5 separate regions of the Homo sapiens genome follow, and regions 2, 3, 4 and 5 are each linked to region 1. A link is a contact called in ENCODE Hi-C or POLR2A ChIA-PET data. All regions are on one chromosome and are shown on one strand. Each heading gives the region's core, a stretch centred on a gene start or an enhancer-like site at or near the end of the contact. The rest is flanking DNA. Distances are from core to core; before and after follow the strand shown.

Region 1 (6,251 bases), core at 1,091-3,590:
ACTTGTTTAGGAAGATTGCATTGCAGAACAGGCAGAGATGCTGCACAATGATTCCTATGGAATCATTATTAATTGGTCCCCTAAGGGGATGTTTAGCTTGAATTGCACCTCTCAGTCTGCGTGCCACGGCCACACTATGTTCAGCTGGTCTGAACAAAATGGTCAGATGGTAGATATAATAAGAAGTACAGCAAGAGTTCCTATTATCTGGAACCATGGCAGTATAGTGACACCTCAACCTCAAATGATATGGCCCGCTCTAGGAGCTTAACATAAGGATTTAAAATTAAAAGAAGAAATATTTAAAGCATCCGAGGCACACTTGACCTTAATGCCAGGAACTGGAGTGCTTAAAGGAGCCGAAAATGGATAAAAACACTTGGAAGCTCTGTGATTTCAATGATGATTGTGCTTTTAATCTGTGTTGTTTGTCTTTGTATAGTCTGCAGATGTGTATCCTGACTCCTGCGAGAAGTAGCTCACCGTGACAAAGCTGCCTTTGCATTTATCAATTTGCAAATCAGAGAAGAGGGACATGTTGAGAGCAGGCCCCCCAAAATCTGGCCATAAACTGGCCCCAAAACTGGCCATAAACAAAATCTCTGCAGCACTGTAACATGTTCATAATGGCCCTAACGTCCACGCTGGAAGGTTGTAAGTTTACAGGAACGAGGGCAAGGAACACCTGGCCCGCCCAGGGTGGAAAACCGCTTAAAGGCATTCTTAAGCCACAAACAATAGCATGAGTGATCTGTGCCTTAAGGACATGCTCCTGCTGCAGTTAACTAGCCCAACCTATTCCTTTAATTCGGCCCATCCCTTCGTTTCCCATAAGGGATACTTTTAGTTAATTTAATATCTATAGAAACAATGCTAATGACTGGTTTGCTGTTAATAAATACGTGGGTAAATCTCTGTTCGGGGCTCTCAGCTCTAAAAGCTCTAAAGGAAATCAGACCCCTGATTTCCCACTTCACACCTCTATATTTCTGTGTGTGTGTCTTTAATTCCTCTAGCGCCACTGGGTTAGGGTCTCCCCAACAGAGCTGGTCTTGACAGAATATCACTGATCAGAGATAAAGAACAAATAAAGTGAAGATAGATCTTTGACACCAAGGACAATTCACTAAAGAGTTTATCGAATGATTGACTCAGAGACCAAGAATCAGGCCTTAGGAAATACTTAGCGGGAAATGGGATGGAGAGAAACCTGAAAGAAAAAGATAATCATCAGAGAAGTACGGGGATGACAAAGAAAGAACAGCGTCATAGAAGGCATAAGGGAAACAAATGTCAAGGAGTGGTCAACTATGTCAAAACGAATAAGAACAGAGAAAACTGGATCCTTAAAGATGAGTAGCTTGAACTAACCTCCTGTACCTGGGTAACGAACATTCTGGGCAAAATATATTGTGAACCATGCTGATGTTCTTTCGCCACAAAACATAAGTGATAGCCTCTCTATCAAGAGACCTAGATTTCCTAGTGTCTGGTCCTGGGCTGTTTTCCCATGGCCCCGCTGGTTCTCTTCCTCTATTCCTAGAAAAGTATAGAAAATGGAGCTCTCTTTGCTTGCCATTGAGCTCATGTCCTGCCAACTTCTACCCAAGTGACAGGTAGGTCAGTAAAGTTACAGGCTGAGAAATTAAAATTATTTGCCAAACACTAGTTTTATGATTATCTATTAACAACAGCCACAACAAATCAAGAAGGAGTCCCAGTGTATTTCAATTAGCTTCTAGCTCAAGTGATACATGAGTAGTATGGCTAGAATAGGCATTGTAGAAGTATGAATGGAGAACTGTCTCTTGTTTTCTGTCCATCTTTATTGTTATTGCTGGATATTAAATGCTGTAATTTTTGGCATAGGTTTTTTTCCAAAGACTGGTCTCTTGGGTCAAGTTTTCCTGAACTTGCCTGGTATTGGGCAAGTTCACACAGAAAATATGAGTCATTTCACAAAGTCCTGGGCTTGTCTATCTACTTGAAGGAATAGGAAATGGACTTCACTTGGAGCATGATGGATGAGGCTTGGGCTTTTACTAATGAAATAAGTTTCAATCTTAACTCAGTTAAACCTTTAAAGACAGGAGAAAACTATCTGGGGATGGATTCAGGCCAGTGAGATCACGTTGCACAAATCTCCCCTTAAGGGATCTTTACTGACCTAGAATTGTTTCAAAATAAGATTCCAAACTGTCGAGGGAGTTTGAAGCCTTGAAACTTGGTGTAGGTTTGCTTAAAACAAAATAACGAATATACTACATTTCCCAGGAGGCTTCGCGGTGAGCCTCCGCACTCGGCTGGTTCTCTTTACCGCGAGGAAAGCTGGGAAATGTAGTGCCACAGGCAACCCTGCACGTGACGCTTGCGGAGGAAGGGGAGAGAGAGGCGCGCGGGAGGGCGTCTAGGGAATCGAGGTGCCGGCTGCTCCTTCCTCACAATTTGGTTTGTGCTGCAAGGGGAGGGTCCCCATCATCTGGCCCCAGTGGTGTAAGGAGCTGACTGGGATTCAGTCACTGACTTGGAGCCGCTCGGGGGAAGTCCCGGTGGGTGAGGTTCCGCGGCGCCTGGTCCAGTTTCTCGGCAGTCAGGCCAGGAGGGGGTGGGGAAGGTGCGAACAGCCGGGGGCTCGGAGCTCGCGCCCTGCGCCCCACCCAGGTTGCGGCCGCCCGGGGAGGAAGCGCGTATAGGTTGAGTGCAAAGTTTCCTTTTTTGCTTTCTCGTCAGAGCAGCCCAGACAGGCGGTGGGTGGGAATGCCTCACTTCAGTTTGAAGAGGGTCCGGATCCAAAGGGGTTAAAACGAGCGACCCCCGATCCCCGACCACACTTCCCGCCTCCCTAAAACGCACACCCCGCTAGCCATGGGCAGCCGCGACCACCTGTTCAAAGTGCTGGTGGTGGGGGACGCCGCAGTGGGCAAGACGTCGCTGGTGCAGCGATATTCCCAGGACAGCTTCAGCAAACACTACAAGTCCACGGTGGGAGGTGAGACGTCTCGGGGGTGGGGAGGGGGAGGGGGAGGAGGAGGCCCCGACCGCGGACTCGAGCTGGGGACCCAAGTGGGGTGGGGATTTGCTGTCGGTTGTTGGGTCCTTCTTCGGGTCAGGAAGTACTGTCTGGGAACCTAGATGGTGTAATTGCCGGGTGTTTGGTTTACACGCCTCTCTTGAGTTTCCCGTTAGATTTTCCCAAACTGAGCCCACTGCCAGGAGAAAGGTAAGAGCAAAGGCGTGAAGATGAGAAATAGGGAAGGGAGGATGAGGATGAGCAATTGCTGTTTATTGCAGGCGTACTGTGAACTTAAGTCTCCAGCCTTTCAGCTGTCCGGCAAATCTCTCCAATCAGCAGAAGCAGCTGAGATCCTCTGTGGGGCCTCCTGGTTAGGTGCCGGCTGGGGCTGTAGTCCTGCCCCTCTGTTGAGGGAGGAACCGCAAGGTGTTTAACCTGGCTTCAGTGGGAGAACGCAGGAAGCGGAACTGGTCTGAAGGACTGTAGCTTTGTTGTGGGGCTGTGGGTGGGATGGAAGACACAAAATCCCCGAACGAGCCCCTTGGCTACGCAGTCAGATGCCCATGAGGGCTGATGAGCTGTGTTTTTGTCCGTTGATTGCTTAAATAAAGGTAACCAAGGAATTCTTCCAAGAATGTGAAATATACCACTTCTCTGACCTATCTTCCCACCACTTTTTTCCTCAAACTGGAGAAGGTAGGGAGGAAGGGGACACCGAGTTCATTCATTTCTTTCCCGGGTGTGGCCTTTGGACTCAACTATTTTTTCAGAGGCAGAAATGCCTTATTGTTAATTAGAAGGTATTTAGCTAGGAAGAGCTGGTGATGGGGGAGAGTAACTTAAAATTTTATTTCTCTCTGTTAAAAGAACTTGTTTCAAGGGGGGAAAACTCGTACCAATGGAAAAATTGAAAATGTGTGCTCCTGTTCATATGGAAGTTTAAAAAGAAATTAACAAACATTTACATTGCAATTAAAACATTCTCCTTAAGAACCCCCAGTAGGGCCCAGTACCGTGGTTCATACTTGCAATCCCAGCACTTTAGGAGGCTGAGGCGGGAGGATTGCTTGAGCCCAGGAGTTCGAGACCAGCCATGGGAAACATGGCAAGACCCCCACCTCTACAAAAATTAAAGAAGAAAGTAGCCGTGGTCCCAGCTACTCGGGAAACTGAGACGAGAGGATTGCTTGAACTGGGGAGGTCGAGGCTTCAGTGAGCCCCGTTCGCACCACTCACTGCACTGTAGCCTGGGCAACAGAGTGAGACCCTGTCTCAAAAACAAAGGAACAAAAAATTTAAGTCTGGCAAAATTAAAGGTTCAAAGTTTCAGACACTCTATCCTGACCGCTCTGCCCTCCCACTCCTAAATAATATAAGGGTCCCTATTTCACGGATTTGGGTTAAAAGTGGCCTGCTATTAATAGTTAATTTTTAACAATTGCTGTAGTTTTCCTTTAGCAAAGAATATAATTGGCTAATTTTTTTTTCAGTGTTTAGTCTAAATTTCCCTTAGCTTTGATTCCTGTCACAGATGTGAAAGATAATATTTCCAAACCTCAGAAATTACTCTGTTTCTCTCCTTAGCCAAAAGGCTTTCCCCATGGAATACTTACTCAGCCTTAAGGAGTCTCAGCACCTGCAGACTTGGTGGTAGATTCCAGCAGGACTCTTCAGCAACATCCACACAGTGTCTTCTTCTTGGGACTCCTCTGGGACCTTTTCCATTTATTCCATTCTTGCCCAAGATAATACCTGCAACCTTATGGTGGATGTAGAGTTCCCCAGGGTGTGTTCTTTTCATAATACAATTTGATTAGAAACCAACAGTGAAATTGAATGTGGAAGATACGAAAGCAACCACACTTGTCTCATTTCCCCCTTCTCCCCCATCACCCCTTCCCTGAGAAAACCCCCTAAATCTCCCAGAAACTATTTAACCTGAGAATGAGAATTGTTTTCATAGTTACTCCCACCCCCAGTCTTGGAGACAAACAGTAGCAAATAAATGAGCTTGACAGTAGAGTAAAAGCTGGAAACCCCTTTGGAGAGTGAGTATGAATCATCCATCTCACACTAAATACACGCATGTGGACTCATCTCAGTGAATTGAGGGCTTAAAGTTAAACATATGGGATTGGAGTTGTGTGTCCATAGGGTTTCACTGCCTATTTGATTTGAGTTTATCCCTATTAATTTTTTACAGTGAAATTTTATTAAAGTATAATGTACATATATTTTCAGTGGATTTTGCTCTGAAGGTTCTCCAGTGGTCTGACTACGAGATAGTGCGGCTTCAGCTGTGGGATATTGCAGGTAAAGTGGGAGGGCTAGATAGGAACAAGGGAAGAAATTTTGATTTAACTAGAAAGCTCTGAGGAAAAAATGGGGCAGCAAAGCCAGAAATTGTTTTTCTGAAGCTGGAATGATTGAGCTGCTCTGAGGACACATGAGCTGAATAGGTGCAGAGCTTTTGTAGATGTTTTGCCCTGAATAGATCTGGAGCAGTCTCTATGTGGATGGAGGGGCTGGCAAGGTGGTGGATTGTCCAGACTATAGGTGGACACTCCCACAGCAGGGGAGGGTGCTTTTTCTAGGTTTAAGGCTGACCTTGGTGAAAAACAAGATCCCCAGAAAATAGATACAGTAAAAATAGTGAATCCTTACTATGTGCCAAGCATTCTTCTAAGTATTTTAAATTCACTGACTCATTAATCCTCACATCAACCCTATCATAAAAGCTACTGCTTTTGGAGAATTGCTTGAACCTGGGAGGTGGAGGTTGCAGTGAGCCTAGATGGCACCACTGCACTCCAGCCTGGGCAACAGGAGTGCAGGAAACTGTTTCAAAAAAAAAAAAAAAAAGCGACTGCTTTTATCTTCACTTTACAAATGAGAAATCTGAAGCACTGAGAGCTTGATTTGCCCGAAGTCAAATAGTATGCAGCAGAGCAGGGATTTGGACTGGAGCAATCTGGGTGCGGAATCTGCCTTGGAAATAATTGGGCTTCATTATCCCTTTATGGGATAGAAAACCAAGAGTCAGAGGGGGAAAGTGAGTGGCCCCATCTGACACATATGCTTACTGCCCTCTTCTACAAGGAATGGGGAGAGGCCGGCTCTTGGGTCACCTTGAGAACTCTCCCCTTTCTCCCCAGGGCAGGAGCGCTTCACCTCTATGACACGATTGTATTATCGGGATGCCTCTGCCTGTGTTATTATGTTTGACGTTACCAATGCC
Region 2 (6,251 bases), core at 2,314-4,813, 910 kb before region 1:
TCGCTGACCTCCCCTCTTGTCAGTCAGGGCCTGAGGTGACAGAACAGCTCCTCAGGCTGGAAGCACCCTGGAGCAGCAGGTGGCCATGTGCCTGAGCCCGTGGCTCAGTTAGGAAGTAAGTGGGAAGAAGCCTGAGACTGGGAGTCAGGCAACCTGGGTTCCAATCCTGCCTCTGCCAAGTGAATGGCTATGGTACCTTGAACAAGTCACTCCCTCACTCTGGGCCTTGGTTTTCTCTTCTGCAAAATAAGGGGGCTGGACAAAATGACCTTTCAAGTCCCTTGCAACTCTGACTGGAAGCATGACTCAGAACTTAGCAAAAGCAGCCAGGAGAGATGGTGAGGTGAGGTCAAAGCACCCACCAAAAGCATTTAAATGGGAGCTCTCTGAGGTGGAGGGAGAGAAGCAGCAGGGTGAGCTGGGACTCTTTTTCAAATGCTGATTTCACTTAACAGGGCTAAGAGGTCACCGACTATAGGCAGAGAGGAGAGCATCTAAGCAGCTGCCAGCTCCCATCAACTCTCAGGGCTGCAACATAGCAGACTTCTGAACCCCAGCAGAGGCTGGGCTCCTGCCCTCCAGCTCTGCCCTAGCCCCCAGCATTGGCCTCGGCACACTGTAGAATAGAGGTCTCCTCCCCTTTTCTCAGGCACCTTCCCAAGGGGGTAATCCCTCTTGCCCCACTCCATCTTCCTCTCCTGCTTTATAATCACTAGACTTCTGGTTTTGAAAACCATTTCACTACTCAGCACCTGAGGTTAATCAAAATTCAAGATCTAGAAATCTCTTTGGTGTGTGTCTCTGGAACAGCGTTCTTTGAACCAGATTCCCCCCACAGCTGTAATTATGTCTCAGCCAATATTTGGATATGGAAGTGCTGTTAACACTGCTGTCAGTCTCCAAATGCCTTGTCTCTCCTTTCTTCCTCCATTATTAAGTTTTAACACAAAGACGTGTGTGGGAAATCCACAATTTAACAGTTGAGTCAACTTAAAAGATCTGGGAGCAGGCTGCCTGTCAAAACAGACTGACTTCACTCTTCGCCCACTTCTAACCTGAGAGGGATAAACTATGAGTGTTATTTAACACGCTGCTGGATTTTTCCTTCCAAAACTATTCAAAGTAGAAAAATATGTAAACCTCTCTCTCGTTAGTTACAAGAGAAATCTGAATTGCCACTCAAAAGCATTTTATAGGATGATTTTGTGCGTGTGTCTATTAAACAGAATACAGAGCAGAAGTTGGGAGCTTTTGTTCTGAAGTCTTTACATAATATTCCAAATATCCAAGAGAATGAACAGCCAGTGTCCCCAAACTACTAATGGGTGAAGGCAGATGGTGTCTCAGAGGGGACAGCAAACACTCCTGTAAAGACCGTCTGTCACTTCCTCAATGATACAGGTTAACTGTGGTCAAACTGTATTCACCCAACTCCAGTCCCCAAGGTCAGAGCCATGCTCAATCCAAACAACTCCTCCTCCTCCTTTCCCTTCAGTTATGAGTAGGGAAAGAGAAGTCTAAGACACAAATGTTGAAGTGTTGAAGATACTTATCCCCTCTCCAACAGTCAACACTAAACAACAACCGAGATCCCAGAGCAATAACTTACAGTAGAAAGCAAAGCACTGTAACAGGGTTGAGTATGAGAGCAGCAGGAAAACAATTCTAGAGGCCTTAAAATCTAGAAATGGAACATGCTTGCCCCGTACAACCCCGAAGTACTGGTGTTTCTTTTAAAACATCTGATCGTATATTCCAATAGTTCCACCCATACCACATTTCTGAGTTTTGTACTTGACAACTGAAATACAGCTCGCTGTGGGGGCTGAAGGGGAAGAGAAAAATATAACACAGGAAGTATTTTTCTCCTCCTCCAATCATTGAGACACCCCAGGGGAAACAGACCTGAGGCGTCACCTTTAGAGATTGGTTTGACCTGAAACCCCTGTGAGAGGAAAACCTTGTTGGTGACCCTGCAAGACCGGCTCACACTTCACTGCGGACCCACCCATCTCATGAGACCTCCCAGTCCATTGTGTTTAACTTCTGAAGTCGATATTCTCACTTGAATCCTTATTCTCCCCACCACCACACCCCTTAAAGAAAGAAAAGGGATGGGCTCCCCCGGCTCAAGGATAATGTTTCCTCAGACTGCCCATCACGGCGCGAGTCCAGGACAGCAAGTGGCCCTCTCTAGGAGGCGGAATCAGCACGGGCCCGGCCGCGGGTTACAGACTCTGTTCACAATGATCAGCCGGGCCGCGGACACCGCCGGCCTCTCCCCGGAGCCGCCCCGCGCGGGCGTGGGAGGGGGCCAGCTGAGGGGGCCAGCTCCGGGATCCAAATAATCCCGCCCCCGCAGCCGGGGGACACCCAGGACCCTCCCGCCGCACACCTCCTGCCCGGCGCGCCCCAAGGCGGCCCGGCTGCCCTCGCGAGGCTCGGGGAAGTGAAATCACACATTCCGGCTCCCAAATAAGGAGCGAGGCTAAATAAACCTCTGCGATCCGACTTCTCCAAACCAACCGACCAACCGGCTCAATGAGTAATGGGCCTTTTGTGCCCGCAGAGAGAGAAAAAGGAGGGAGGAGAGGACGGGGAACCACCAACCCCAAAATCACTTCCTTGAGATGGAGTGAAATTAGCAGAAGTCCCGAAGCCAACCGTTCTGACTCGGCTGGATCCCGCTCAAACCCCAAAATGGCAGGGTCCCCTGAGTCCCCAGGAGCGGGTCCCAGGGCTCCCGCCCGGGAGCGGCCGGAAGCGGTCAGGGAGGCGAGGGCGCTGGGACCCGCCGCCCGCGCCGCACTCGGCACCGCCGGCCCGGCCGCCCCGCCCCGCCCCGCCGCGGCCACCCCTCCGCCCCGCGCCGCGACCCAGGCCGGGACGGGCACCCGACGCCGTGGAGCTCCAGGGCCCGGGACCGGCCCCGCCTCCCCTCCCCGGGCCCCAGACCTACTTTGAGGGCGAATTTCTCCTGGGTCCTCTTGTTGAAGATCTGCAAAACTTTGCCGTTGATGCCCAGCCCCAGGACCTGGCTGGTGACCTTGTAGTCATCGATGATGGCGTTCTTCTTGATCTGCAGGCCGGACTTGACGTGGAACTGCGGGAACTGCTGCGGGGGCGGCGGCGGCGGCTGCGCCGGGGGGTGCGGCAGGGCAGGGGTGGGGGGCTGCGGCGGCGGGGCCGGGGCGGGGAACGGCACCGGCGGGCTCTGGCCCTGGGAGTTGGACAGCATGGTGCCCGGGGACGCCGGGGCACAGGCGGGGGTGCCCGCGGCCGCCCCCTCCTCCGGCTCCGGGCCCCCTCCCCGCCGCCCCCCGACGGGCTGCGAAGTTCGCTCCGGGCTGGAGCCGGCTTCCCCGACCCGGCCCGGCTCCAGGCTCGGCGGGTCGCGGGGCTCCGTGGGTCCCACCGCGCGCCGCTGGCTCCCACCGGCCCGGCGCCCTCCCTCCCTCCCCCCGGGGGCCTGGCGCTCTGGGGACCGCGGGGCGGCGGGGGCCCGGCCGGGGGGAAGCGGCCGCGCGACAATGTACCCAGCCCCGGGCCGGCGGCCGCGTCACAGCCTCGTCTGCGTCCGGGGCCGGTCCTTAAAGGGGAGGGGCGGGGGGCGGGGCCTGGGGAGGCGTGGCGTGGGGGGAGGGGCGGGCCTTAAAGGGGAGGACGCGCGGTGCCGGGAGCTGGGAGGATCGCGGAGTAGGCTGGGGGCTGCTGCCTCGCGGACAGTGAGAGGGGACAGGGAGAGGGGACGAAGAAATGCTAGTTCTTAACCAAGGCTATGCAAAGGGAGAGGGGAGGCGTGTCAAAGGAGCTGCATAATTCAGATGGAAAATCCACTCCTCTCCAATTGTCTGGGCTTCTTAGCGGCAGCGAATTGGGAGAGGGGTGTATTTCCAAGGACAGGGATGGCTTGTAGGTATCCAGCTAGATGAGACCTCGTGGGGGTGGGGGGGAGCTGGAATCACAGGGGTCATTCATCCCAGGAAAAGGTGTGAGCCAAAGGCGGGCGTATTAAATATTTCCCTAACTTCAACATTTTCCTCTGAGGTTTTTTGCATCTCTTTTCTCATTAATTTATTGTTTTTCAGTAAAGACGTATTATTGTGTAACCAGGAGCACTTTAGTAATTATACCTTTGAACATGTTTTCCTGTAAATAAACTAAAAAGGATACAGGGTGGGAAGAGGATGGGTTGAGATTGGGGCCACCTGAATTCCCGCCATCCTTTGCCACGGATTGGCTGTGTGAGGCTGAGCAAGCCTTGCACCTCTCTCTCCGTGGGAAGAACAGCGAGACCTTTTCAAAGGTTGTGGGCAGAGTCAAAGGAGATAATGAAACTGAAGGGGAGGCCCTGGGGAATGGCTTCTGATTTCCGATGTGGAAAAATTAATCCGTAAGAAGTGGGTTAGCCCCGTGTATCTCAGGAAAAGCCCAGGGATCTAGCTGGACCCTGCATAGAAGCTGCCAGGAGGCCTCCACACACATTCTGATGGGGTTCGAGATGACCAAGTACATTCCTGCCGACCTCCTCCCACCTCTGACTGGCAGAACATTTGAGAAATGGCAAGCAACCCAGACAGGTGAACACAAAACCTCAGCTTAAGTCTTGGTAAGGCCAGTTAGAGAATGAGGCTTGACCTATGGCCACACATGCCCCCTAATAGGTCCCCCAAAACTCCAGAGAGAAGACAACACCCCCAGAAGTGGCCACTGGGGATAGAACTTAGGTAGGTAAGGGACAAGTGCAAATGTCTCTTCCCTCATTCACCTTTCCCAGAAGATGCTTGTGGAGGCAGGAATGAGGGGGAGGAGTGAGGGGTGGGAGTTACCCTCCCAACACTGTCCTTTCCTGGGGCAGGTAGGGCTCTGTGGACCAAGGAGAGACATGTTTCCCCCGACACAAACATATGCTCTTCTCAAGCAGCATCTGCTTAGCTCCATGTACAAGGTGCCGTGCTCAGCCCTGCAGCGGTGGATGGTGTTATCTGATGGGGAAGAAGACAGATAACAGTGGCACAGAGAGGATGGCAGACACCTTCCTAGGAGCCCGAAGCACAGGGATTCTCTTCTGTCTACAGCAGCCAGCAGCTTCCTCCCGAGTCTACAGGATAGATACGGTTAGACAGCTCCCCAGATGCCCCTGACTCTTCAAAGACAAAGACACTATCTAAGGCCACGGGGATAGGAAAACATCTTCACTCCACTACTTCTATAGCACTGCTATCACCTCCCCGAAGCACACACAGGAGATGCCCAAGGACAAGAGGAACGCAGGGGTGGGAAGGTGGAAGGCTCCAACTGCTCAGGCTCTGGTGGGGCTGCTCTGGAGTCTGAGTTGGTCTTTTTTTTCTTTGCAGAGTCACTGGAAGCTCCCTATGGCTTGGTGTTGAGGTATCACCTGCTTTTCTCCACAAAGCTAGAAAGAGAATAACTTCCTTCTGCCTTTTCAGAGGCAGCAAGGCACAGTGGTAAGATGACAGGATCTAGAGACAAATGAGCTGAAGCCAAGACTGTCCTCCAACTGGGTTACCTTGAGCAAGACATGTAACATCTCTCAGCATCTGAAAAAGAAAAGAAAAAAACAACAAAATCTACTTTCGGGGCTGAGAGAGAATAAAATGAAATAGTAATTATGAGAACACATCCTAAAGCATAAACTATACATTATCATGAAATATTAAATATCACCATTATTTAGACATTGCTGGCTTGCTCCTCTGCTCTGTGCTCATGGCCTACGGATCTATTCCTGATATCAAAGCTGCTTTCCTACCTAGCTGGAGCTCCAGGGAGATGGTGAGGCCCAATGATCTAGGAATAACAGGACAACTGAATTCCCACCTGAGAGTCCTCCCGGAGCTGCAAGAGCCAAATAGGCCTAGGGGGCACACAGGGACTCTGAGGGTACATACATAGTGGATAGAGATTATATGAACTGCACACACAGCACCAGAAAACACACACATATATGAACACAACACATGAGCACAATGTGCCATGTAACAGAATAAACGCCTAGTGGATGAATAATTGAGGAGTAAGATGTGCTAAATGCAGAAGCACTGGCCAAGAGATCCTGAGTCTTAAGTTCCATTCTGATACTGACTCGCTATGTAACCTCATGAGAGCCCCTTGCTCTCTCAGTTCCTTCCTTCTCATCTGCAAAATAGTGACAATAACATCTGCCTTGCCTACTTTGTAGGGCTTGTGCAAGGATAAAATAAAAACTTTCCTACAGGAAGCAGTCCAAA
Region 3 (6,251 bases), core at 1,141-3,640, 800 kb before region 1:
TAGTTTATTACCCCATCTTACAGGTGAGACTATTGAGACTAAGAGAAGTTTAGCAACCTGCCTCACACCCTACAGTCAGTATGTACAGAATGAAACAGAAATTCCAGGTCTGTCCCATTGTGTTCCTCCTGTGAGACCATGTGTTCATTCTTCTCATATGTTCCCAGATGCCCTCCTCCTCCCACCCCCTGGGAAGGATAAGTGAACAATGAAATTGAGGAGATTGAGGTCAATGGCCCTCACCTTGTAGAGACAATACAGGGGTGAATTCTGGGGTCGAAGCCACTGTCCCTCAGTCAGTTCTCTGGCTCTCTCTCAAGTTCACTGTTACCCACCTCCCGGTTTTATCTTCACACTGTCCCTGAGTGGCTGGGAGTGTGGGAACTGGTTGGTCAGAACCCACCCAGAATTTGCCTGACGTTCAAGTGTAGCAGACTTGGGGTGGATCAGGATTCTCCTTTGGTAAATGAGGAAACTGAGGCCCAGTGAGGGATGACTCTGACACCATCTGACACTGTCCTGTGGGTGTCTGGGTTTGGCTGGGGAATTTCACAGCTGCCGCGACGTCACATCACCACCCCGCGGAACACAACAGGGCCCCCCCTCCGTGACAGAGCTTTGCCCTACCTTCCTCCCTTCAGCAAGCCATGTGGGAGACACGCCACCCTGAACAACCTGCCATCACTTCCTTCCACTTTCCAATCCCACAGAACCGATGCAATGTCAGGCTCTGGCTGCCAAGAGGAGCTGGCGTGGCTCCAGCCTCCCACCTCCAACCCCTCAGCACAGCTGACATCCTCCTTTCTTTCTTTCCTTCCTTCCTTCCTTTTCTTTCTCTCTCTCTCTCTCCCCCCTCTCTCTCTGTCTCTCTCTCTTTCTTTCTTTCTTTTCTTTCGTCTCCCTCTGTCACCCAGGCTGGAATGCAGTGGCACGATCTTGGCTGACTGCAATCTCTGCCTCCCAGGTTCAAGCAATTCTCCTGCCTCAGCCTCCCAAGTAGCTGGGATTACAGGTGCGCACCACCACACCCAGCTAATTTTTGTATTTTTTAGTAGAGACGGGATTTCACCATATTGGCCAGGCTGATGTCGAACTCCTGACCTCAAATGATCCATCCGCCTTGGCCTCCCAAAGTGCTGGCATTACAGGTGTGAGCCACCGCACCCAGCTTCTGACATCCTCTTTCCATCATGGCATCGTTCCCTGGCCTGTCTGCTCCCGCTGTACTCTCCCCAAGGGGTCCTGACCTATTAATAACAGCCTGTGCTGGGTACTTTCACATACCTTCTCTTACATACTATGTATGTCATTCTTATTTCACAGATAACAAAACTGAGGCTGAGTTTAAGAAACATGCCTGTGGTCCCCTGCTAGTAAGAAGCTAAGTAGGAACTGGAATCAAATCCATCTAAGGCCCATGCTCTTCTCAATTCACCATGTAGCCACCATGGGACGGCATCTTTTGCTGAAGGGGCCGGCCTGCCACACCCATAATGATCACTGAAACTCTGTGCTGCGGGGCTGGGATGAGCAGCTGTTAAACCAAAGCCTGTAAGTTACCTGATCTGTGAAATGTTCATCTAAGATGAGTCTAAGCAGCGGGTCAGGCCCCAGAGGCACCATGTCACCTGTGAAGGTGGGAAGGAAGGACTTCTAACTCAAGTGAGATGCAGCCACCAGGATGCAGGGCCCAGCCTTCTCCTGTGTGCCTTCCCAGGTCTCTGGAACTGAACCTTGATTCTGTTGCAGACCACCCAAGGGCAAGCAGCTCTGGCCATCTCCCACTTGCCGGAGGTGAGTAGCAAGTAGTGTGAGCCTCACAGACTCTCTTCATTCACTGTCAGTCCATTAACCCGGGGACTCTCACAGTGAAGCCTCTCATTTTCCTCATCCCTTCCCTTGGGTAGCTCCCAGAGCTCCCCATCCTCAGTCCTTGCCAGCTGAGCACATGTCTATGGGACCAGATGTGCCTGACCCTGGCCCTACCCCTATACCTTCCCGCTGGGAGCTTCTAATTAGAAAGACCCCGTTGTCTGGTTACTATTATACACTCACTCTGTCTCTGACGCATGTAGGCTATTGCTCCTCAGGAGGTAATAGCTTTCTCATACTTGTCTATAAAAAATAAGTAATGGAAAGAAAATTCTAGAAGCTTCGGAAAGATCTCCTCTCATAGTTTCCAATCAAGCTAGAGCCATTTCCCCGTAAGAAAAGGCAGCTGTGCTGTGGCTTTCAAAGGCTTGATTTTGAATACAGTGAGAAGCAAAGCTGCCTTAGCCTAGGGTTTCTTCTTCCTGTTCCCCTTTCTTCAGCAGATAGACCCATCTATCTCTCCCCTTCCCACCACAAACGCGGGGAAGTGACGCAAGTGGCCACAGGCACCTCTGCCTTCCAGGGCTGACTCAAAAGACAGCAGCCCTGACCTCACCATTCTGAGGCCTGGCCCTCTGGCTGGTGATGGGAAGCCCTGTCTGGGAGTGCCAGGAGCCCCGTGTGTAGCCAACACTACGAATGTCACAGCCATGGAATGCCAGCACCCAGGTCTGGGATGGCTGCTGCCCACAAAAATATCTGGCAGACAAGATGTGACCCATGGACCAAATGAATCACCTCCTGAATTAGGCCAGCCAGCCACAGCCACGAGGGCTCACGGATCCTTTTTCCACCCAAGAGATGGCGTATAATCCAGACCAGTGGTTCTTAAACTTGTCTGCACAGTGCAATCATCTGGGGGATCTTTAGAAACTTAGCTGCCTGGGCTTCATCCCTGGAGATTCTGATTTAATTGGTCTGGGGTGCAGTCTGGGCATGGGAATTTTAAAAATCTCCTAGTTGATTTTAATTCGCAGCAACATTCGAAAAGAACTGAAATAGACAGACCCCTCACAACAATTCCAGACCTCAAGGGTCTTCATCCAGCTGCTGAATTAACACTTGGTGCCAAGAAACACACAAACACCCCAAAGGTTTACCTAACAGGCACTATCTGCCATGAGAGCGAGATCGATACTATAGCAATCTTCAGAGGATAAGACAAAGACTCTGATTCCTATTCACCTGCCAGATTCTTAAGGATCTGTCCACGGGTACAAAGCGAGAAACCAAGCAGACAGTTTTGCCTCTTGGGGTGGCCCAAGATAGAGACAGAATAGGGAACTCTGTTATGATTTAACAAATATAGACATTGGCATGTGAGGTGTCTCTCCTGGGGGCTCACACATCTCAGTGCATCTGGCATGGAATTCATCTATTCCGATTAAGCCCCTGGCATTGGTGGCAGATGGCTGAGCTGTTCCCAATGCACTTGGCATGTCCAGGGCACTGGTGAAAAACAGGTTTGTGCTCACATGTCCTATGCGGTGGAAAAGGGCAATGTCTTCTTTTAGCTCTGGAGGTGATTGGGGAACAGCCATGTAAAGAGGCTGGGTGCTAGGGGTTCACAGCGACACCCCGACCCTGAGTGATTCTCTAATGCTTCCATTTAAATATTCTTAACAAAATAAGGAGGACCATACCCCTTTCGTCTGGGGCCTAACTCAGGGCAGATTTGCCCTAAGCTGTTTTTCTTTATTTTATCACTAAAGCAACAGCAACAAAACCCTACTTCTGCACTCTAATCAATGACATATGTAATCTTAATTTTGGTGACTGGAGAGTGACCTAATGCCCTAAGGAGAGGCTCTGAGTGAGTCACGTGGCTTCTGGTATTCCCAGGTGGGCCCAGGGCACCCAGGAATGCTGTGGCAATGAGAGGGGGTCCCCAGGATGAGGGTGGGCTGAGGAGGACGTGTGTCCCACCGGCAGTACTGCAGCTATTATATACATCCGTGCCTACTTTTTCTTGACCAAAATCACAAACCTAATTTTTGCTAAAAAATTCACTCTCACTCTTTTTAAATTTGTCAGTCTTTCCTCCTTCTGGCCCACGATTTGAATCATCTCACACCTGTTTGCCCATCAGAAGTCACTTTATTTGTCAAGCTCTTCCTGATCACTCCAGCCCTGAATGATGACGATGATTCACTACAGCTAATATGTACCGTGCACTATTCTACTCACTTAGCATGTATTAGCTCATTTCATCATCACAGCAAATGTGTCACAAAAAATACTATTATGATGCTCATTTTACAGTCAAGGAAAGTGAGCCACAGGAAGGTTAAAGCTAACCTACATCTAAAGGCAACACTATACTATCTGGCACTTAAGTAAGCATCTACTTACACACACACACACACACACACACACACACTTTTTTTTTTTGAGATGTCTCCCTCTGTCACCCAGTCGAGAGTGCACTGGTGCAATCACAACTCACTGCAGCCTCGACCTCCTAGGCTCAAGCAATCCTCCTGCCTCAGCCTCCCATGTAGCTGGGACTACAAGCATGTGCCACACTCCTGGCTAATTTTTTTTATTTTTTTGTAGAAATGAGGTGCCTTGCTATGTTGCCCAGGCTGGTCTCAAACTCCTGGCCTCAAGCAATACTCTCACTTCAGCCTCACGAAGTGCCAGGATTACAGGTGTGACCCACCGCGCCTGGCTGCTTACATTAACCTCCAAGTAGACTCATCCATCTCAGGTCTTCTTCCCAACTAGACTAAAGCTCTTTAATGACTTACATCATACTTCAATTTGTTCTCTGTGCCTGGTGCCTCTGAGCATGAGGCAAATAGGAAATACTTGCTCAAGAACCTTCAATGATCCCCTATTGCCTACAGTGGACAAAAAAGGTCTTAATTTCTTCTAGGAATTACAGTGCAGTGAGCCTTGGATTTCCATTTAGACTGAGTTCTGTGAGAGAAGCACCCACGCCTGTCTTGTCCTCTATGGTGTCCCAGATCCCAGTGCCAGCTTGACACATAGTAGGGGTTAAGTACCTGCAGGATGAACACAAGTGTGTGTTGGGCTTCTGACTCCCATGACTAACTACATGATCTTGAGAAAGTCAGATAATCTCTAAGCCTCAGTTTCTTCATCTATACATTTGGGATAAAAATCCCTTATTGTCTCACAGGATTGATGTGAAGGTAAAAATCAAATGAGATAATGGGTACAAAAGTGTTCTGAAAATCACCAAACCCATTCAAAGGCATGTATGGTGACTATCATCCCAGGAAAGCAAAGTTCTACCCCTCTGAGCCAATTTCAGTTTTCATTTTCCTTGAGTCCTTCTTCTGATTGGCCACATGCCCATAGAGTTTGTTAATTCCTTTCTCTGCACCAGTGGTTGGCAAACTTTTTCTGTAAAGGGTCAGACAGTAAATGTTAGGTTTTGCAGGCCACGCAGTCTGTTGCCACTATTCAACTCTACTATTGTGGCACAAAAGCAGCTACTGGATGAGTGTGACTGGGTTCCAGTAAAACTATTTATGGGCCTGGCATGGTGGCTCACACCTACAATCCCAGCACTTTGAGAGGCCAAGGCAGGATGATCGCTTGAGCCCAGGAGTTCGAGACCAGTCTGGGCAACATAGTGAGACCCTGTCTCTACAAAAAAAAAAAAATACAAAAATTAGCTGGGCACAGTGAAGTGCACCTGTAGTGCCAGCTACTCAGGAGGCTGAGGTGGGAGAATGACCTGAGCCCCCAGGAGTTCAAGGCTGCAGTGAGCCGTGATTGTGCCACTGCACTCCAGCCTAGGTGACAGAGCAAGACCCTGTCTCAAAAACAAAACAAACTTTATTTATGGAACCTGGCCATGTGCAGTAGTTTGCTCTATGCTGTTGTTTGTGCAGAGTCTCCTGCCTAGAACACTATTAGCCCTAGTTCCACCTTCTCTATGTAGTTTCCCAATGCAATTTCTCCAGTCTATAGCCATCTCTCCATCCTCTGCTCTCTTAATGTACCAGATCCCTGGCATTTTGATTCCCACATGGAGAAAGGTAATCACAGTTTTGTCCTGGTCTCTCTTTCTCCTGAATCATACTTCCTATGTTTCCTGTGTATTTCCTCACACCACCAGTTAATGGGCCTTTGTAACTTCACTCTCATTTCATGGACACTTTTCACAAGAAGACAAAGGCTTGGGCACTTCCTTGGATTTTGCTCACTTTACTCCATTCTGCAATGAGGAGGCAACAAAGCTGGCTGGGGTAGGGATGGAGGTAGACAGCTAGGCTCACCCCCTGGTTCTGTGACTCGCTCCCAAACACCAGCCCCATGGCCTCAAAGCCTCAGATTCCCATTGCAGCAAAAGTACAAATTACCATCGTCACAGATCTCTGCAGCTGCTGGCTAATGTTAAATCC
Region 4 (6,251 bases), core at 694-3,193, 690 kb before region 1:
TTCTCCTAAAGCAATTAGTACCAGAAAGTGTATCCTCAGAAGTTAAACTCAATTTCTCTTTGAAAAATAAGGCCAGTGCTGGCCTTTTTGGGATACCTGGGGACAGAAGCATTAGAAGGGCCACCATCCTTTAAATACTTTCTTTTTCCTTTTTCTTTTTTTTATTTTGACGTAAGGTCTCACTCTGTCATCCAGGCTGGGGTGCAGTGGTACAATCATGACTCACTGCAACCTCCACCCCCTGGGCTCAAGCAATCCTCCCAACTCAGCCTCCTGAGGAGCTTAGGACCATAGGTGTGCACCACCACACCTGGCTGTCTTTTGTATTTTTAGTAGAGATGGGTTTTTGCCATGTTGCCCAGGCTGGTCTTGAACTCCTGAGCTCAGGCAATCCGGCCACATGGGCTTCCCCAAAAAATTGCTGGGATTACAGGTGTGAGCCACCATGCCTGGCCACTTAAATACTTTTAAATAACGCTAGACTAGAAAAGGCATCTTCGTGTTCTAACATCTTACAGGTTCTCAAACTGAGGGTTGCCATGCCTGGAATCCTATGTTCCTTCGCTCTGAACTTTTTCTCTGTGTAATCTTTTTTAAAAATGCAAATCCTTGATAATGTCATTTCATTGAGCCAGAGGCCCCTTGAAGAGATCGGTGGTCAACTCCTAGTTTCAGATCAGGTAGGAGCGGACATTACACAGAAGCAACTGAGGTACTGAGAGGCTTCCTGAAGACAACACAGTAGCTCAGCATGAATGAGTGGGTCTGGTTTTCCCCGCTGAGGCTGGAGGCAGCCAGCAGGTCTGGGGGCTGGGGCTGGGGTTGGAGCACAGCAGGCTGAAATCAAGGCCAAGGGCTCTGATACTGGGGCAAGGAACAGCTCAGGACTCTGGGATAATAGGCAGTGAGGTGCAAAGCGCAGACCCCCAGACAAGCGGTGTGCCCCTGGATTCTGTGCCCGGGAGCTCTGGTTGTGGCACATCTGGCTTAACTCTGCACGCTCTGCAGATCCTCCCCCCACCACCCCAAGCACCTGGTGCAAAGAAGGGCTCAGTGGCCCTCAGCCAGTGGTTGGATGAATGAGCAGTGGACAGTGAAGCATGTGAGACACCACCCACCCACCTCTCCCCTCCCCTCCCTCCTCAGGGCTCTGCTGTGGCCAAGTGCACTTACCCCACACTCTGAGCTGCCCTGAGTCAGGCAAAGGCTCTTCCTGGCGAGTGTATGTTATGCTTTCTGTCTGTGGCACGTCCAGGAGCTGAGCTACACCGGAAAGAGGAGGGCGGATGAGAGGCGCCCCTCAGTGCAGTTGCTTCTCAGCCTCCATCAAAGGCCGCCGGCCCTAGCCCTTTAACCCTTTCCTGTTTGTCACCTTCCCCCACAGGGCTGGGCTGGGGGTTTCCAGCTCTATTCCCAAACTGTTCAGGGAGCCTTTCCCAGCGTCTCCTACTCCTGAGACTCCGGCCAGGGAGAAAGACCCCGGGAAAGGTGAGGGCAGGCGCTGGGTGCTGATCGCTGGCTTTGGGTGTTGGTAAGCAGAGCCCAGGGAGGGCTTGTGGTTGGCCCGTGGTGGCTCACCTCCATGCCACACACAACGCTCTATGTGAGAGCACCGCTGCCAACAAGCCCACACCCCTGCACCCGGCTGAGCTGCCCTGCAGCTGCCCCTTGTCTGGCCCCTCATTCCACCCCCACCCCCCTCCGCACGCTGCACACTCACCCCATCTCCACTGCAGGGGATGCAGGCTTGTGGGACTGGGTGACACCCCCAGAGCTTTCAGGGCTCACTGTCATTCATGAGCAGTGTTCTTAGCCTCCTGGTAGCCAAGGGCCCCTAGGACCCACAGGCAGGGCCAGTTGCAATGTCTGTGCCACCCCAGGAGCTGGGACTAGTGGGTTTCTTCCCTGCCTCCTTGTGGCGGTGGGACACCAAGCTCAGCACTGAGTCCTGGCTCTCAGCTCTCTCGCACTTCCTGATTTCCGTCTCTCGCTCTCTCTTTCTCTCTTAAAGAGACAGAGGCAACTCGGTGCAGCCACCAGCTCAGCAGAAAAGAGAAAGAGGATGCTCTGAGTTCCCAAGGGTAGGCAATAGGACCAGAGTGTGAGCCACAGAGAAGCCAGGAACTGGGGCCCTTCTGGTAATCTTGATGGGCAGCTGGGTGCTGTTTTGGCATCTCCCACAGTTCACTGGAGCAGGGAAGTTCAGGGCTCTTCCCAGAGTCAACAGAGCAGGTTGGGCAAGTTAACTAAGTGGAAAGCTGCCTGGGAAGTCCATGCTCCCACACCCAGGAACCCCAAGGAAGTGTGGGAGCTATGCCGATCCAGTCCTAGAAGTTGGATCTGAGTCACCTTCCCAGGAGGCCTGCAGAGGTCCGAGAGCAAGCGCGGGGACCCAGCTGATGCCTTCCAGTGTGACCTGAGCACACAGCATGCAGCCCCTCCCAGCCAGCTCACTCACCCGCAGAGTAACAGCTACTCTGTGGGTTGATTGGATGACATGGATATATTTGGAATTGTTTGGGAGCTTGGAAAGCATTTTACAGAAAGGCATTGAAGGCATGGAGGCCCACACACTTCAGTAATTTACCCATGCTCTTCAGAGACTGCTGGGGCTGGCACCCAGGTGCCAACTTCCCAGCCAGGACTCGATGCCCCACATCAAATGTCCTAGGAGGCTGGAGGGGTCTGTCCTGCTCTGGTCAGCTCAGAGATGGCAGTTGGATATGAAATGGTTAAAACCAGGAAATTCCATGTTTCTATAGAATGTTGGAGGGACTTTCCCATGGCCACACCTGGTGGTTTCCTCCGCCAGCCCCACCCCTCCCACAGTGACACTAGAACAGGAGCAGAGCTGAGAACTGCCTAGTGCTCAGATAAAGAGAACTCCCCATAACACCTCCAGCTGGAGGAGTTGCTGCAACTTCTCACATCAGGACCAGGAGGAATGTGCCTGAGTGCCTGAGATCCTCATGTTCCACCCAGTCTTCCCAGCTTGCTTTTTTTTTTTGAGATGGAGTCTCACTCTGTCACCCAGGCTGGAGTGCAGTGGCATGATGTTAGCTCACTGCAACCTCCACCTCCTGGGTTCAAGTGATTCTTCTGCCTCAGCCTCCCAAGTATCTGGGACTACAGGCATGCACCACCATGCCCGGCTAACTTTTTGTATTTTTAGTAGAGATGGGGTTTCACTGTGTGGTTGGTGAGGTGGATTGAACAGGTTGGACTTGATCTCCCAACCTCCTGATCCACCTGCCTCAGCCTCCCAAAGTGCCGGGATTACAGGCGTGAGCCAGTGGCTAATTTTTTGTATTTTTAGTAGAGATGGGGTTTCACTGTGTGGTTGGTGAGGTGGATTGAGCAGGTTGGTCTAGATCTCCCAACCTCCTGATCCACCTGCCTCAGTCTCCCAAAGTGCCGGGATTACAGGCGTGAGCCACTGCACCCAGCCTAGTCTTCCCAGGTTTCTGCCTGCCTGGCACATGGGAGAACTGCACATCCTAGTTACTTTGTGATAGGGGGAGCATGTGAGTTCCCCACCAAAGCATTTATTTCCTGATGCAAGACCCTCCCAGAACTCTGCTTTCTGGCAGTGTGATTCTGTTAGTCTGGGTCCTTGAGTGACTGTCCTGAGCAGAGTTCCCCTGCTGGTCCACAAGGGACATTGGCTTTGGTGAGAAATCAGCCTTTGTTGCTTTAGGGCACCGAGGTTTGCTACATAACTTAGACAATCCGTAATGTTTACCCACTTTTTTCCCTGATGAACCTGCTGGGTCCTCACCAGCACTCTTACTTTCCTCTCTCCGTCAATCTCTTTCCCAGCATATTTAGCACATTCAAAGGAAACTACCATGTGTCTAGCACCTGCTATGAGGCAGGCACTGTGTGCTCAGGATGTAAAGGTGGGCATCCCATCAGGAGCCTGGAGGTCCAGGATGGCATGGCAGATGCTATGAGTGGCAGACGCGCAGCGGGGAGGAAGGTGATCAAGAAGGGCTTTCCAGAAGGGTTGCTTGGCCAGACTTTAGGAAAAGGGGAGTTGGGCAGAGGAGAGGGGGCTGGGGGAATGGAATTCCAGGCTGTGGGCACATGTGCAGAGGCACAGAAGCATGAGAAGAGCCGGACTGAGGCTGTGAAAAGGGAGAGAGGTAGAGGTGGCCTGGAGCCATGTGCCGTGACAGATCAAGTTTCCTTGCGCATCCTCTGTGAGGTCACATCCTCTGTGTGGACACAGTGAAGCAATGTCTTGCCTGTGCCCCAGCCGGGCAGCACAGCCGGTTGCATCCGAGAAGGTGCAGGGGGCTGGCGGGCTCCAGAAGGGAAGAGGAAGTCTGTAAGAGTCCCCACCACGTGTTCCCAAGTGGCTCTGAGGAGTCCTAGAAATAGAAGTGGCAATCCAAGGGTAGTGCAAGGACCAGAGGTGGAAGAGGGCGGCCCTTGACAGCAGCTGTCAGAAAGAAAATCTCATGTGACTTCTACAAAGAGGCTGAAAGTATAGTAAGAAGGGCAGGGGCTAGCTCCATTGCCATGGAGGTTTGAGTTCAGATTTTACCACCTACTGTGGATGACCCTAGCACGTCACTCGACGTTTCTCATAGGGCTGGTTTGAAAGTAAAATGAGATGAAGCTCCTGGCACCTGGTCTGCTCTGAAAAGATATTAATTTCTTTTTCCACCTCTAAGGGGCCTGAGCCAGTTTTTCACAACTGACTCGCCGGCCCAGTGCCTTAAAGGGGAGGGGAAAGGACTCGGGTGCTGGTTGGGGTGCATATGGAAGAGGCTGGGGGGCATTGCCAGGCCATACGTTTTTGCTGTGCTCAGTCACAAGGGCAAAGGGCTGAGGGACGAGGTCTCAGAGCCCAGCTCTTTGTCACCTTCAGGGGTCAGCTCTGGCTAGGAGCTTTGGGTGCAGAAGGAGGGACAAACACTGCAGCCAATCTTGCTGCTATGGCCCCAAGCAGTGGGACAAGCTGTGAGGCAGCATCCAGGCCACTGAAGGAAATCGGCGCCGGTGCCAGCGTCGTCTCTCTTCGAGGAAAAGCAAGTGTTTCTCTCATTGTCTTCACTCTTCAAACCTCCTCTGCACTGTTCCCTCCTACACTGTCAGCTAAGGACCTTGCCTTAAACTTCGCTTAGATAAAAGAAGCAATCAGAAGGGAACCCCCTCATTTCCTCCCCCACATCCACTGCCTGCCCTGTGTCTGTACTCACCTGCCTTCCCTCCCACGCGACAGCAGGAAGTGCCTCTTCTTGAGCCTCTTCTAGTGGCCATGGCCAACCCTCCCGCTTGTACCCTGCAGCTCACCCTCTCCTCTCCTGCACATTCTTCCCGTTCTACTGCATCCTGCCCACCCCACCAACAAATGCACCTCTGCACTGCCCATCTTACCCTTGTCTCTCGATGCTCCCCATTCAACGAGTTGTCAAGTTACTGCCTCTTCCCTTCCCATTTGCCACCTAACCCACTCCAGTTGGACTCATTCCCCCTCTGCTGAAAATGCTCTTGTCCAATGATTCCCTTTCTATGCCACCCTCACCTTACCCCATTGGCATTCAACAGCAGATTCCCTGCTTTGTTGAAGCATTGTCCTCTCCTGCTGTCTGTGACCCTGTGCTTTCCCAGCCATCTACCTCATTGCCACTTGCTCATTCTGCCTTCTTTGCTGGCCCCCTTCCTCTGATGCATTTCTTTTTTTTTTTCTTTTCTTTCTTTTTTTTGAGACAGTTTCACTCTTGTTGCCCAGGCTGGGGGGCAATGGCGTGATCTTGGCTCACTGCAACCTCCACCTCCCGAGTTCAAGCGATTCTCCTGCCTCAACCTCCTGAGTAGCTGGGATTACATGCATGTGCCACCACGCCCAGATACTTTTTTTTTTTTTTGTATTTTTAGTAGAGGCGGGGTTTCTCCATGTTGGTCAGGCTGGTACCGAATTCTCGACCTCAGGTGATCCACCGCCTTGGACTCCCAAAGTGCTGGATTATAGGTGTGAGCCACTGCGCCCTCCCCCTCTGCTGCATTTCTAATGATCGGGACCTTCTCTTTTTTCCATCTCCACGCTCTTCCTGGGAATCTCTGTTTGAATACATCTATAATGTAATAGCTCCTAATACGTTTTCAGGTATTATCTACCCCCAGAACTCCAAATTCATACATCCAAGGGTCTACCTGATATTTCCACTTAGATGTCTACCAGTCATATCAGCCTTGCCAGATCAAGCAGAATACTTCATTTCCTGAACAACTCCTATCTTATT
Region 5 (6,251 bases), core at 1,147-3,646, 560 kb after region 1:
CTCGAACTCTTGACCTCATGATCCACCCACCTTGGCCTCCCAAAGTGCTGGGTTTACAGGTGTGAGCCACTGTGCCCAGCCAGGAAATACTTTTCTATACCAACTTAAACCCTCTCTTCTTACCGTTCAAAACTTTATTTTCTCCATTTGTCCTTTGAATTAGATATTTGAAGAAAATATGTATTTTAATTGGTAAGTTATTATGATTTACAAAGGGCTCATTGTCACTTGCATTTTTTAAGATTTTAAATAGCAAAAAATTATTGCCTTTCTCAACAGATCAAAAATAGGTATGAGATATACTTACACATATTCAAAATGATGTACATAGATTAGTTCTTGCAGTATTGTTTTTAATATCAAAAGACTGCAAAAAACCTAAAGGTCCGCCAATAGAAGACTTGTTAAATAAAACATGCCAATCCATGTGGTAGTATGTTACACAGTTAAAAAGAATGAAACAGACCTTTATGTTTTGGTACAGAAGTCTGCAAGGCCATAATCAAATATGTATTACGTATGCTATCATTTGTATTTAAAATACATGCATACACATATATAAATACATATATAGGATCTATTTATACATGATTTATATCTACAACAGTGGTTGCCTCCTGGGAGGGGAACTAGGTGACTGGGAGGTGAACAGAAAAACTAAGAAAGACTTAGTTTTTCCTTATATATCCTTTGCACCATTTGAATTTTATACCACATTCGTGTATTACTTATTTTGAAAATAAATGCAAAGTACTAAGGAATAGTTTTTAAAAGGGTGGGCTTTGTGATATTTACCTGAAATAATGCCCTCTCTGATTACTTCCACCTATCTAAATTTTGCCCCTTCTTCAAGATAGATTCCTTTTCTGGATAACTCCAGCTTGAGTGCTCTTATCTGATCTCCTGTGCTAGAAATTCGTGTGTGTGGCAAATCATTACACATTGCTTTCTTACAGCTCTTCTATTTTAAAAATAGTATCTACTTTGTATTAAAATTCCCATTTTTAATTTTCATTTCTATTTTACTGAACCTTTGGGGATTGCATGGGGAATATAATCTTGCAAAAGAAGAATGGCTGATGGAAAATACGTGACCAAGTAAAAGGCAGAAGGGGGAGTGGGTAAATGGGAAGGAGCATGAGGCTCCCTCCTTGCAGTCAGCCCTCACAGACATTTATCAAATACAGATTCATTTGAATTAGTGACCCCTTTTTATAAAATGCTAATGCCCCTGGAAAGGTAAGGCCTTCACATCTTACAACAATTAATCCAAATATCACGACATCATTTGGCTAAGAACACCTGGGTGTTCTGCGATGAGAGGTCAGGAGAAGTAAAATTTCTGAAGCAGGACTCACAAAAATTTAAAACCAAAAGGGCTTAAAGATCTGCCATTCTAAACCCTTACTTTATAGAAGATGAAACGGGGTCTTGCCCGAGATCACAATGCAAGGTATAGGAAGAGTCCAGATCCAAACTCAAATCTCCTCTTAATTTCAGTCAAGGAACTACATCATGTAGCCTATCAGAGAAGAAGTCTGGCCTAGGTAAAAGACGGTGTCTTTCTATAGCAAGAAAGATACAGATGGGCTCTGTGCCTGGTGAAGAGGGGAGAGATAATTCAGGAAGCACAAAAGAGGTGACGTCAAGTTTTGCCCCCTTTGTAATTGTGTCCAGGAGTCTGTGACTGTGTGTGTCAATGAAAGTCCTCCATATTAGCAGAAACCAAGTTAAGATAATCAGAAATAGTTTGGAAGGCTACAAACCTCAACTTCCCCTTACCCAGTCCGGTCTCCCTACTTCAGGAACCCACTGAAGTTCAGCTTACAGCTCTTGTTGATCCTTTCACACCCTTCCTTTCCAAGTCTGGAGAAGGAAAGTTGGAAAAGGGGAACGCAATGCAAATATAAGAGATTTCCCTATTTCCAGGGTACTTTCAGCCGATTTCCAGGGTACTTTTAGCCGATTCCCCAGTATCTACTGTATCCGAAACACTAGAGAGCCACTTAGGGTAGCCATGGAGATGACTGTCTTCAGTCTTGTTTCCTTCCTTTTCTCTACTATTAACATCTTTCGCTACGATTTCGGTAAGGCCCCCCCACTTCTGCTGGCACTCAGGTCCTGCAGCTCCTCCCTCTCCTCAGGGACGCTCATAGAGGGATTAGGAACACTTTTTAAAATGAAGAGAGCGCGAAAACACAAGAACGAGTGAGGGTTTTCTCCAAAAGGGATCAGTCCCATCCACAGCCTCCCCTTCTCCAGCCTTGAGGTTTTGGCGTTTGGTCCCAGCCCGGACTGCAAGTCCCAGGAGACCCCGCGGCGAGGGTGTCCTCCAGCGATCCTTCCCTCACGCTTCTGGATAGTGGAGAGAAAGGTTCCGATAGCGGCGCACTGCGGTTTGGTTTGTTTGCAACGGCAGTGACGGAGGTTGGGAGCCAGGCTGACTGCAGGCGGGGGCGTCAGGAGGCGGATTCCTCCTCCCTTCGGCACTGGGGGGCGGGGAGGAGGGAGGCCGGGCCTGCGGCCGGGGACCGAGCCGCAAAGACAGAGCGGGCAGAGGCGATGGAGGGCGACGGGGTGCCATGGGGCAGCGAGCCCGTCTCGGGTCCCGGCCCCGGCGGCGGCGGAATGATCCGCGAGCTGTGCCGGGGCTTCGGCCGCTACCGCCGCTACCTGGGACGGCTGCGACAGAACCTGCGCGAGACCCAGAAGTTCTTCCGCGACATCAAGTGCTCCCACAACCACACTTGTCTCTCCTCCCTCACGGGCGGCGGCGGGGCCGAGCGCGGCCCTGCAGGCGATGTCGCCGAAACCGGGCTGCAGGCGGGTAAGGAGGGCAGCCCGGAGGGAGAGAGGGCAGGAGAGGCAAATCGGAGGACGGACCGCACCCCTGCCCTGCAAAACAAGCCCGAGTCTTCTCGGGCAGGCGGAAAGGGGCAGTCGTGTCGTGTGGCCGGGTCCCCGGGCATGGGCCGGCCGGATCTGGGATACCTTGGGAGGGCATCCTTCTGAGGAGGGGAGGAAGGGGCCCGCTGGGGGACCGGGAGCCAGGGGCAACCGAGGGCCGGAGTTCCCGGAGCGGGACCCCGGGGACCGGGGTGTGCGCTGACGGACCTGGGGCGGGCCGGCGTTCGGAGAGGGTAGCAGTTAATCCGAGGAGTGGGGAAAGTTGCTCTGAGTTGGGGGCGGGCGCGTGCGCCGTTGTGGGTCAGAGCCCCAGTTTAGAGATGGAGCAGAGGCGGCAGCGAGTCCCGGGAGTCCGAGGAGGCCATGGGACTGTAGTCGGGTGTGTGGGTTTGATGATGTATGTGAAATGTGTTCACACCAATCATGAGGCAGCTCTGTGAAGAGGGGACATTCTCTAAATAGGGTTGGGGGTCGCCAGAGGAAATCATATCTGATGGGTGCCACGGAATTGCCAGAGATGTTGCTCATGCTTAAGGTGAAGAAGAGAGGGAAGGGATCATTTTGGTCCTGAGCCAATGGAGAACTAGCTACTCTTGTTCTTTCTTGCATGATTCTTTCTAGGATGTGCCAGAGGCCCCCAAACACTTAAAATCGTGCAGTCTTTAATCTTTCCTAACGTCTTGCTTCCTTTTAAACTGCTGTTGGTGGGGAACTGGAGGATTTGTTAACTACTGCGTCTAATTAGGAAATAACTTTAGATTGGAAGGGAGAAGGGACTGACATTCCACGTAGATAGATATCTTGGGGACAAAACAGCAAAGAAGTCTGTGGGTTTAATTTAGTGATTCTCAAACTAAAGTGTGTATTAAACTCACCCCAGGGGCGTATTAAAAATGCCATGTCTCGTGCTCTAGCTCATAAATTCCTATTGAATAGGTGTGTGAAGTGGGTCCTAAGAATCTAATTTAACATGAAAAGACCCTGAAGAGGCCGGGCGCGGTGGCTCACGTCTGTAATCCCAGCACTTTGGGAGGCAGAGGCGGGGCGGATCACTTGAGGTCAGGAATTCGGGACCAGCCTGGCCAACATGGTGAAACCCCGTCTCTACCAAAAATATAAGAAACTAGCCAGGTGTGGTGGTTGAGGCCTGTAATCTCAGCCACTGGGGAGGCTGAGGCAGGAGAATCGCTTGAAACCAGGCGGCGGAGGTTGCAGTGAGCAGAGATTGTGCCACTGCACTCCACCCTGTGCGACGGAGCAAGACTCTGTCTCAATAATAATAATAATAATAATAATAGTAATAATAAAAGACACTGGGGAAGGTGATGCAGGTGGTCCGTTAAAATACTTTCAGAACCATGAATTTAGATGCTCATAGCAAATTTGAACACAAGGCTTAGAACTGGATGAATTGTTCTGACTTTGCGTGTTAGGTCTTATATTCCCAAAGTTTTGCGCTTAATATCCTACATCCGACTGGGAATCCAGAAATGGTGATAAAAATAAGATACTAAGATCATGACAGTATCAGAAAAACTAGTAGTTTCAGAAAAACTAGTCATCCCCCTCCTTTTATGTTACAAGGTAAAATAAGGCTTTTTAAATTCCTATCCAAACCAACTAAATGGAACGGTATCATTTAGGACCCTGTCATGATCTTAGTATCTTATTTTTATCACCATTTCTGGGGATGACTAGTTTTTCTGAAACTAGTCTTTGACATCTTACGTCCAGAAATATACTGTCCTGGAATGGACTTGTAGAGAGAACCAGTATCTGTGAGGCTACCAGAAAACAGCTGATGGGAAGGGCTAATGTTTTCTGAGACGATCCCCAGAATGTGTACTTTCACCCGCACCCATAACAGTGCTTTCCAGAGGTGTCTCCTGCTCGGAAGTTTCTCTCACAGCTTATCTTAAAAAGCCCTTTATTGCTGTTTTTATTTTAAAACAACTATTTATTTTAGACTTGCTTCTAAAACAAAGAGAATTGATTAACCTCAGAGAGATGGAGGTTTTCAAGGCACTTTGGTTGGCTGTTGTTTTTATTCTTTAAAAAACAACTTAAGACATACAAATATACCTTTGCATTTCACTTCATTGGCTTTTCCAGTTGACTGCATCATGAACTGATCTTTGCGTATTTAACTCTCTTCACCATCGGGAGTCTGTCCATCCCAGATAAAAACCTGGGAGGGTGCAGATGGCAGGAGTGGGAGCAATTTGGTTTTGTTCCATAAAATGCTTTTCTTCCTTTCAGCGTGGAGAGTTTGGGGGTAAAAATGCACCAAGGAAAGTTAGTGAAGGGACACTTAATATGTATATTTGAGGGATGCATTTTCCTAGCTGTTTAGGTGGTCATGTCAGAAAGTAGAAATCACTCCTAAAAAGACAACTAGCTCTTGTTCTCCCCATTTACAGGCCATCTTTGTAAGGTCAAGTTATTCAGAGACTGTCTCAACTTTCTTTTTTAAATTTTTTGTAAAGATGGGGTCTCACTTTGTTGCCCAGGCTGGTCTCAAACTCATGGCCTCAAACGATCCTTCCAACTCAACCTCCCAAAGTGCTGGAATTACAGTAATCAGCCACCACACCCAGTCCTCAACTTTCTTTTATGAATGTTAGTCTCTGATTAATAGGAACTTGGGTGTTGAAGGAACACTCAATTCTTACCCTAACAAACCTGTAGGTTTTAAGCATCACTTCAGAATGGAACTGTGCCTCTAGGTTGATGTAGTATGGTATTTGAGCAACTGAAAGAAGACCAGGGATTAACTCTAAATTTGAAATGATTGGAGTATAAGTATGGTAACAATAGTAAAACAATTTTCATGTCTATATACCATTTGTAATGCCATATGATACCAAAAATTTTTATTGTCTCACTTTCACCCACAAAAGAGTAAAGGACCCCAAAATAATATTTGCCTCTAACATTTTATAGTTCTGAATTCACTGGGGTCAGTGTAGAGAATATGTAATGTACATGATATTTTAGAATTTAAAAAGTAAGGCTGGGTGCGGTGGCTCACACCTGTAATCCCAGCACTTTGGGAGGCTGAGGTGGGTGGATCACCTGAGGTTGGGAGTTGGAGACCAGCCTGGCCAACATGGAGAAACCCCGTCTCTATTAAAAATCCAAAAAAATTAGCTGGGCATGGTGGCACATGCCTGTAATCCCAGCTGCTGGGGAAGGCTGAGGCAGGAGAATCACTTGAATGTGGGAGGTGGAGGTTGTGGTGAGCCGAAATCACGCCATTGCACTCCAGCCTGGGCAAGAAGAGCGAAACTCTGTCTCAAAAAATAAATAAATAAATACATAAATAAAGGCTTTGAGCACTTCTG

The links. Hi-C counts contacts between places; a loop is a spot of excess contacts on that map. ChIA-PET counts read pairs that join two places held with the same protein, here RNA polymerase II (POLR2A). Pooled maps may share reads with other maps.
Region 2: a loop to region 1 is called in a pooled map, with 4 times the contacts of the local background. The contact joins the promoter of MAPKAPK2 here to the promoter of RAB29 in region 1. A Hi-C loop is called at or near these places in 6 of 50 pooled maps. POLR2A ChIA-PET finds 5 or more read pairs at or near these places in 2 of 52 experiments (activated CD4-positive, alpha-beta memory T cell and endothelial cell of umbilical vein).
Region 3: a loop to region 1 is called in a pooled map, with 8 times the contacts of the local background. The contact joins the enhancer-like site here to the promoter of RAB29 in region 1. A Hi-C loop is called at or near these places in 6 of 50 pooled maps. POLR2A ChIA-PET finds 5 or more read pairs at or near these places in 2 of 52 experiments (WTC11 and activated CD4-positive, alpha-beta T cell).
Region 4: a loop to region 1 is called in a pooled map, with 5 times the contacts of the local background. The contact joins the promoter of IKBKE here to the promoter of RAB29 in region 1. A Hi-C loop is called at or near these places in 3 of 37 single-sample maps with no recorded cell type and 6 of 50 pooled maps. POLR2A ChIA-PET finds 5 or more read pairs at or near these places in 2 of 52 experiments (GM10248 and activated T-cell).
Region 5: a map of CD8-positive, alpha-beta T cell shows a loop between it and region 1 (6-fold over the local background). The contact joins the promoter of DSTYK here to the promoter of RAB29 in region 1. A Hi-C loop is called at or near these places in 1 of 168 maps with a recorded cell type or tissue (CD8-positive, alpha-beta T cell), 1 of 37 single-sample maps with no recorded cell type and 8 of 50 pooled maps. POLR2A ChIA-PET finds 5 or more read pairs at or near these places in 2 of 52 experiments (H1 and OCI-LY7).

What each region holds. Positions count from the first base shown.
Region 1 is chr1:205,771,571-205,777,821 of GRCh38, reverse strand. RAB29 (RAB29, member RAS oncogene family) reads left to right here and starts at 2,340. Exons shown (of 6, transcript NM_003929.3): 1 at 2,340-2,549; 2 at 2,736-2,989; 3 at 5,255-5,326; 4 at 6,169-6,251. The coding sequence starts at 2,866. RefSeq lists an enhancer at 3,426-3,475.
Region 2 is chr1:206,682,217-206,688,467 of GRCh38, reverse strand. MAPKAPK2 (MAPK activated protein kinase 2) reads right to left here and starts at 3,563. Exons shown (of 10, transcript NM_032960.4): 1 at 2,960-3,563. The coding sequence starts at 3,238. LOC124904495 (a long non-coding RNA gene) reads left to right here and starts at 3,662. Exons shown (of 3, transcript XR_007066833.1): 1 at 3,662-4,727; 2 at 4,925-5,117; 3 at 5,358-6,251. LOC124904496 (a long non-coding RNA gene) reads right to left here. Exons shown (of 3, transcript XR_007066834.1): 3 at 5,480-5,561. RefSeq lists enhancers at 1-396, 397-958 and silencers at 2,298-2,387, 2,798-2,887, 2,898-2,947, 3,408-3,587.
Region 3 is chr1:206,576,235-206,582,485 of GRCh38, reverse strand. The region is part of intron 2 of RASSF5 (Ras association domain family member 5); the gene reads right to left. It also overlaps a transcript of EIF2D not described here. Among named protein-coding and RNA genes, the nearest start is that of EIF2D, 33 kb to the left of the region's middle. Within about 2 kb of position 2,390, at least 24 of the 41 ENCODE cell types and tissues checked have a DNase peak (open chromatin) inside an H3K27ac peak, as active enhancers do.
Region 4 is chr1:206,466,168-206,472,418 of GRCh38, reverse strand. It overlaps IKBKE (inhibitor of nuclear factor kappa B kinase subunit epsilon), which reads right to left and starts at 1,943. Exons shown (of 22, transcript NM_014002.4): 1 at 1,721-1,943; 2 at 1,174-1,263. RefSeq lists enhancers at 2,567-2,876, 2,396-3,033, 3,708-4,571, 4,572-5,433, 6,185-6,251.
Region 5 is chr1:205,207,847-205,214,097 of GRCh38, reverse strand. It overlaps DSTYK (dual serine/threonine and tyrosine protein kinase), which reads left to right and starts at 2,396. Exons shown (of 13, transcript NM_015375.3): 1 at 2,396-2,827. The coding sequence starts at 2,563. RefSeq lists an enhancer at 1-10 and silencers at 2,467-2,596, 3,017-3,066.